Linked DNA regions of Homo sapiens: region 2 is linked to region 1. Evidence: read pairs that join two places in POLR2A ChIA-PET (ENCODE). Cell type or tissue: CD4-positive, alpha-beta T cell. All regions are shown on one strand. Links, peaks and the distances in the headings refer to the core of each region. The heading gives the core; the rest is flanking DNA. Region 1 overlaps CLSTN1 (calsyntenin 1). Region 2 overlaps PIK3CD (phosphatidylinositol-4,5-bisphosphate 3-kinase catalytic subunit delta).

The links. ChIA-PET counts read pairs that join two places held together with the same protein. Peaks named below come from ENCODE experiments on the same cell type or tissue, not always from the same donor. Only the 100,000 strongest peaks of a DNase experiment are listed, where the experiment ranks them.
Region 2: POLR2A ChIA-PET joins it to region 1 with 6 read pairs; 7 of 35 experiments call an interaction of 5 or more read pairs at or near these places.

What each region holds. Positions count from the first base shown.
Region 1 is chr1:9,729,138-9,732,036 of GRCh38, reverse strand. CLSTN1 (calsyntenin 1) reads left to right here. Exons shown (of 19, transcript NM_001009566.3): 17 at 141-276; 18 at 647-831; 19 at 1,332-2,899. The coding sequence ends at 1,529. Among named protein-coding and RNA genes, the nearest start is that of PIK3CD-AS2, 43 kb to the right of the region's middle. In CD4-positive, alpha-beta T cell, for the core only: no CTCF peak of the experiment used is centred there; DNase peaks (open chromatin) are centred at 766, 1,296, 1,636 and 2,606; H3K4me3 peaks cover 225 bases; H3K27ac peaks cover 455 bases.
Region 2 is chr1:9,673,677-9,676,575 of GRCh38, reverse strand. The region is part of intron 1 of PIK3CD (phosphatidylinositol-4,5-bisphosphate 3-kinase catalytic subunit delta); the gene reads right to left. The region is part of intron 1 of PIK3CD-AS2 (PIK3CD antisense RNA 2); the gene reads left to right. Among named protein-coding and RNA genes, the nearest start is that of PIK3CD-AS2, 12 kb to the left of the region's middle. In CD4-positive, alpha-beta T cell, for the core only: no CTCF peak of the experiment used is centred there; no DNase peak of the experiment used is centred there.

The DNA of each region.
Region 1 (2,899 bases), core at 174-2,673:
CCGTAGCTCCGTTTGCCCCCAGCTGCGGTCCAGGAGCCACTCTGAGTGGCACTGGTCATGCCAGCTGCGGGACTCCACTGTCACCTCTTGGACAGGCTCAGGATGCCTGTCTCCAGCGATCCTCTCTTTCTCTGCTATAGGTGAATGTAATCCACACGGCCAACCCCATGGAACACGCCAACCACATGGCTGCCCAGCCACAGTTCGTGCACCCGGAACACCGCTCCTTTGTTGACCTGTCAGGCCACAACCTGGCCAACCCCCACCCGTTCGCAGGTAGGACATGGGGAGGGAGACCAAGCGGAGATGCTCCATGCCGTCCGCCCTGCCCCCACCCCACCGTGGGCACAGCCTCCTGCTCAGCATGACCGCCGGTCTTTCCCTGTCCCAATTATTCCCCATCACACACAAGGAAACTAAAGCCCTCGAAGAGGGCAGATGATGTCACCCGCAGCCATGGAGCAGGACGTGGCCGAGCCAGGTTGGAGGCCCATGGCGAGCTTTTCCTGGTATTTCCTCCTGGCCTGTGGGTTCAGCTGAAGCGTGCTGTCCAGCCCGTTTTGACCAGGCACAGCCGAGGAGGTCAAGGGCACAGTGGCCTTCTGGGCCGAGTGACCTCGCATCCCGCCCCCTCATTCTCCCACAGTCGTCCCCAGCACTGCGACAGTTGTGATCGTGGTGTGCGTCAGCTTCCTGGTGTTCATGATTATCCTGGGGGTATTTCGGATCCGGGCCGCACATCGGCGGACCATGCGGGATCAGGACACCGGGAAGGAGAACGAGATGGACTGGGACGACTCTGCCCTGACCATCACCGTCAACCCCATGGAGGTAGGAGTGGGCGGGCGACCTCCAGGACTGAGAGGCAGCACAGGCCAGGGCCTCCGAGAAGCCGGTACGGCGCGGCTCCTTCAGGTTCACATGCTTTCCATCGCGTCATCTGCTCAGCAAGCCTGGGGCTTAGGTGTCTTCGTGGGTAAACCGAGGCTGAGAGAGACCTTATTCAAGGCCGTTCTGCCTTAAGTGTAGAGAAGAGCCATGCCAGGGCTTGGCGCTCTTGGGTCATGGTAATCCTGAGAGAGTTCTCTGGTGGGGCAGCTGAGGTGCTGTCCCAAGCTGCTTTGTATGTGGGTGACTCCGTGGGTGCTGACTGGAGCTTTGTTTTCCCTTCACTTCTAATATAACTTCCGGTGCCGTCCTGGCTGCTCTGTCGCTGGGGAGGGAGACGCTGGGGCAAGTTCTCCTTCCTCTGTGGCTGTCGAGAGGAGAATGCCAGGTGACGGGGCTGTGGGCAGGGCCGGACTCATGTGGCCGTCACTTCTCCTTGCCAGACCTATGAGGACCAGCACAGCAGTGAGGAGGAGGAGGAAGAGGAAGAGGAAGAGGAAAGCGAGGACGGCGAAGAAGAGGATGACATCACCAGCGCCGAGTCGGAGAGCAGCGAGGAGGAGGAGGGGGAGCAGGGCGACCCCCAGAACGCAACCCGGCAGCAGCAGCTGGAGTGGGATGACTCCACCCTCAGCTACTGACCCGTGCCCCCGGCCACCTCGGTTTCTGCTTTCGAAGACTCTGCTGCCATCCGTTCTCCCAGTCCCAAGGGTCCACGATGTACAAAGTCATTTCGGCCAGTAGGTGTGCAGACCCCTCCCCGCCACGATCGTCGCTGTGCTTGGTGTGTAGGACCCTAGGCTCCCCGCCCACCCTCTGCCTGGTCGCGCTCTTCAGTCCCACGAGGAGCTGACACGTCCTCTCTGGCCGCCATCCGGCTCGCACAGGGGCCTCCCAGCGCCTCAGGCCCCGCGTTTGTGTCTGGAGTCTCCCCCCGGGGAGAGGACACTGGCCCCTCGCACTCCAGAAAAGCCATGCCAGCTGGGCTCGTTGACAAAGGGTAAAACATGCTCACTCCCACCCGGTAATCATTTTTTTCTTTTTTTAAAAAAAGTTTTTATTTTTTCCAAACTAGTGCATGTATAAATAATGGCAGGATGGGGGGTACTGTGTAGATGATTAACTGACTTTTTAATATTTTGTAAATAAATCGGATTCCTTGTGTCCTTTGTGCTAGTGTAACCCGGGACTGGAATGTAAAGTGAAGTTCGGAGCTCTGAGCACGGGCTCTTCCCGCCGGGTCCTCCCTCCCCAGACCCCAGAGGGAGAGGCCCACCCCGCCCAGCCCCGCCCCAGCCCCTGCTCAGGTCTGAGTATGGCTGGGAGTCGGGGGCCACAGGCCTCTAGCTGTGCTGCTCAAGAGACTGGATCAGGGTAGCTACAAGTGGCCGGGCCTTGCCTTTGGGATTCTACCTGTTCCTAATTTGGTGTGGGGTGCGGGGTCCCTGGCCCCTTTTCCACACTCCTCCTCCGACAGCAGCTCCCTGGGCAGTGGCCTGGTCTCACCGTGTGCAGCCTTGTGGTTTATGCTTAAATGTACATTTTCCTGCTGGTAAAAGGAGAAACTGAGAGGTGTCCTGCAGACCGGCTGACCACTCCTTTTGGAGACGGCAGGAGGCCTGAGCGATCCGTACTCAGAACGTCCAGGAGAGACGCATGGCCCGAAGTCAAAGTGCTGGAATTTTCCAAAACAGCCTGTTCTCTCCTCTCTCCTCCCCAGAGCACCCCCTGCCATCAGGGGGGTTGAAATCCCTCTCCCCCAGGAGCCCTGCTGCTTTGCTTGGTGGTAGGGCAGGAGAGCAAACAAACAGTCATGGTCTAAAACCCACATAGCACTTTGCTCTTAGTTACATGTAAAATTTTAGATTTCTAAAACAGGTGGGCAATCATTTTGAATACTGTTCTGTGACCCTGACTGCTAGTTCTGAGGACACTGGTGGCTGTGCTATGTGTGGCCATCCTCCATGTCCCGTCCCTGTAGCTGCTCTGTTTAGACAGCGGACAGACGCTC
Region 2 (2,899 bases), core at 235-2,734, 56 kb after region 1:
AAAAGAGGCCTAGGGGTTGGGCAAGGAGGCCATTGAGATTGTAGAGGCCAGGCCTTGCTTGCCCCTGGCATTGGGGAGAATGGGCACCACCCCAGGCCAACTGGGGAAGGGCCAGGCACCAGAGCTGCGTCCTTCTGCCCACTCTTGCTGTAGAGGATCAGAGTCCAAGACGCCAACTCCATCAGACACAAGGACCTTCAAGAGCAAGGAACTAGGCTGGGCACGGTGGCTTACGCACTATGGGGGGCTGAGGCGGGAGGATCACTTGAGCCCAGGAGTTTGAGACCAGCCTGGGCAACTTAGCAAGACCCCATATCTACAAAAAATCTAAAAATTAGCTTGGTGTGGCTGGGTGCGGTGGCTCACACCTCTAATCCCAGCACTTTGGGATGCCAAGGCAGGTGGATCACGAGGTCAGGAGTTCAGGACCAGCCTGGCCAACATGGTGAAACCCCATGTATAGTAAAAATACAAAAATTAGCTGGGCATGGTGGTGGGCACCTGCAATCCCAGCTATTCGGGAGGCTGAGGCAGGAGAATCGCTTGAACCCGGGAGGTAGAGGTTGCAGTGGGCCGAGACTGTGCCATTGCACTCCAGCCTGGGGGACAAGAGCAAGACTTCGTCTCAAAAAAAAAAAAAAAAATTAGCTTGGTGTGGCGGTGCACACAGTAGTCCTAACTGCTCAGGAGGCTGAGGCAGGAGGATTGCTTGAGCCCAAGAGGTTGAGGTTGCAGTAAACTATGATCGCAGCACTGCACTCCAGACTGGGTGACACAGCGAGACCCTGTTTCTAAAAAAAGGAAAAAACAAAACAAAAACAAACAAGGAACTCTGCCTGGAAGTCCAACTAAGTCCTGGGAAGGTGGGGACGGGGGGTGGGGGTGAGGGGACAAGTGAAAAAGAGCCAGGAAGCCCCTCCTGCATAGCCGCCTGACTCCCAGAGGCCTCCTGAGTCCTCCTCCCTGGGATCTGGACTCCCCTCCCCCAACCCAGCACTTCTTCCTGGGAACAAGCCCGTGTTTGGAGGCAGCATGGTGCAGGGTTAGGAGCAGCCTCTGCCACTTTCTGGCTGGGTAAGACTTAGGTAAGTTACTTCCCCTTTCTGTGCCTCAGTTTCCCCATCTGTAAAGTGGGAATCACAGTAGTACTTACCAAACAGGGTTGTCTTTTTTTTTTTTTTTTTTTTTTTGAGACGGAGTCTCGCTCTGTGGCCCAGGTGGGAGTGCAGTGGCGCAATCTCGGCTCACTGCAAGCTCCGCCTCCCAGGTTCACGCCATTCTCCTGCCTCAGCCTCCCGAGTAGCTGGGACTACAGGCGCCCGCTACCACGCCCGGCTAATTTTTTTGTATTTTTAGTAGAGACGGGGTTTCACCGTGTTAGCCAGGATGGTCTCGATCTCCTGACCTCGTGATCCGCCCGCCTCGGCCTCCCAAAGTGCTGGGATTACAAGTGTGAGCCACCGCGCCCGGCCTCAAACAGGGTTGTCATAAGGCTAATTAGCTTAGCATTTCTTTCTTTCTTTCTTTCTCTCTCTCTCTTTTTTTTTTTTTTTTTTACATTGCCCAGGCTAGAGTGCAGTGGTGCAATCTCGGCTCGCTGCAACCTCTGCCTCCCAGGCTCAAGCAGCGATCCTCCCACCTCAGCCTCTGGAGTAGCTGGGACTACAGGTGTGCATCATCATACCTGGCTAATTTTTGTATTTTTTTGTAGAGATGGGGTTTTGCCATGTTGCCCAGGCTAGTCTCAAACTCCTGAGTTCAAGCAATCTGCCCACCTCAGCCTTCCAAAGTGCTGGGATTACAAGCATGAACCACAGTGTCCGGCTAGCTTAGTATTTTCCTTTTCTCTCTTTTCTTTTTGTTTCTTTTTTTTTTTTTTTTTTGAGACGGAGTCTCGCTCTGTCGCCCAGGCTGGAGTGGTGCAGTGGCATGATCTTAGCTCACTGCAGCCTCCACCTCTCCGGTTCAAGCAATTCTCCTGTCTCAGCCTCCCGAGTAGCTGGGATTACAGACACCCACCACCACACCCGGCTAATTTTTGTATTTTTAGTAGAGACAAGGTTTCACCATATTGGTCAGACTGGTCTTGACCAGTCTAGAACTCCTGACCTCAGGTGATCTACCCGCCTTGGCCTCCCAAAGTGCTGGGGTTACAGGCATGAGCCACCGCGCCCGGCCAACCTTCGTATTTTCAAAGTGCCCAGTACACTGCCTGGCACAGGGTACATATTACAAAAGTGTTTGTTGTTATTAGATACAGAAACGGCAAGCTACGTTAATGAAAATGGCAACTTTCAGCTGGCAAACGGCAAAGCTCCTAAGTACAAATGCTACTGACAGGACCCACGGGAAAAGAAACTTTACCTGATGCCCCCTTTCTGGAGCATGTGCTCATTCTCAGAGTGAGGGCTTCCCCTAGTCCCGGAGGGATTTCTAAGTTGAACCTGCCTCTGGCCCAGGCTCTGTGATCCCTACGACTTACCCTGACTCCTACCTAGCAGAATCAGGGGTGAATGGCGCTCTCCATGCCCTTACCAAACACCCTGGCCAATGGCCTCTACGTGCTGACCACCCCCGGGGTGCCATGGAGTCGAGCCTTCCTTCCTGTCTCTGCATGCCCACAGAGGTCGCCATGCCTGCTCCAATCGGATGGCAGTTGTTTACCTGTGTAATCATATAATGTAATTATTACATAAGAGGGTGCACCCTGGGTGTGAAAGGAGCTGATTCCATGAAGAAAACAAAGCTGAGTGCTTCAGAAACCTAGTAAAAGACAAGTCACCCAATAAAACAAACTTCCTGTAGAATTATGGAATTAGACCAGGCAAGACAACTGTAAAATCTCAGCAGGAATTATTAAAATGTAGAAGGAAGGCCGGGCGCTGTGGCTCACATCTGC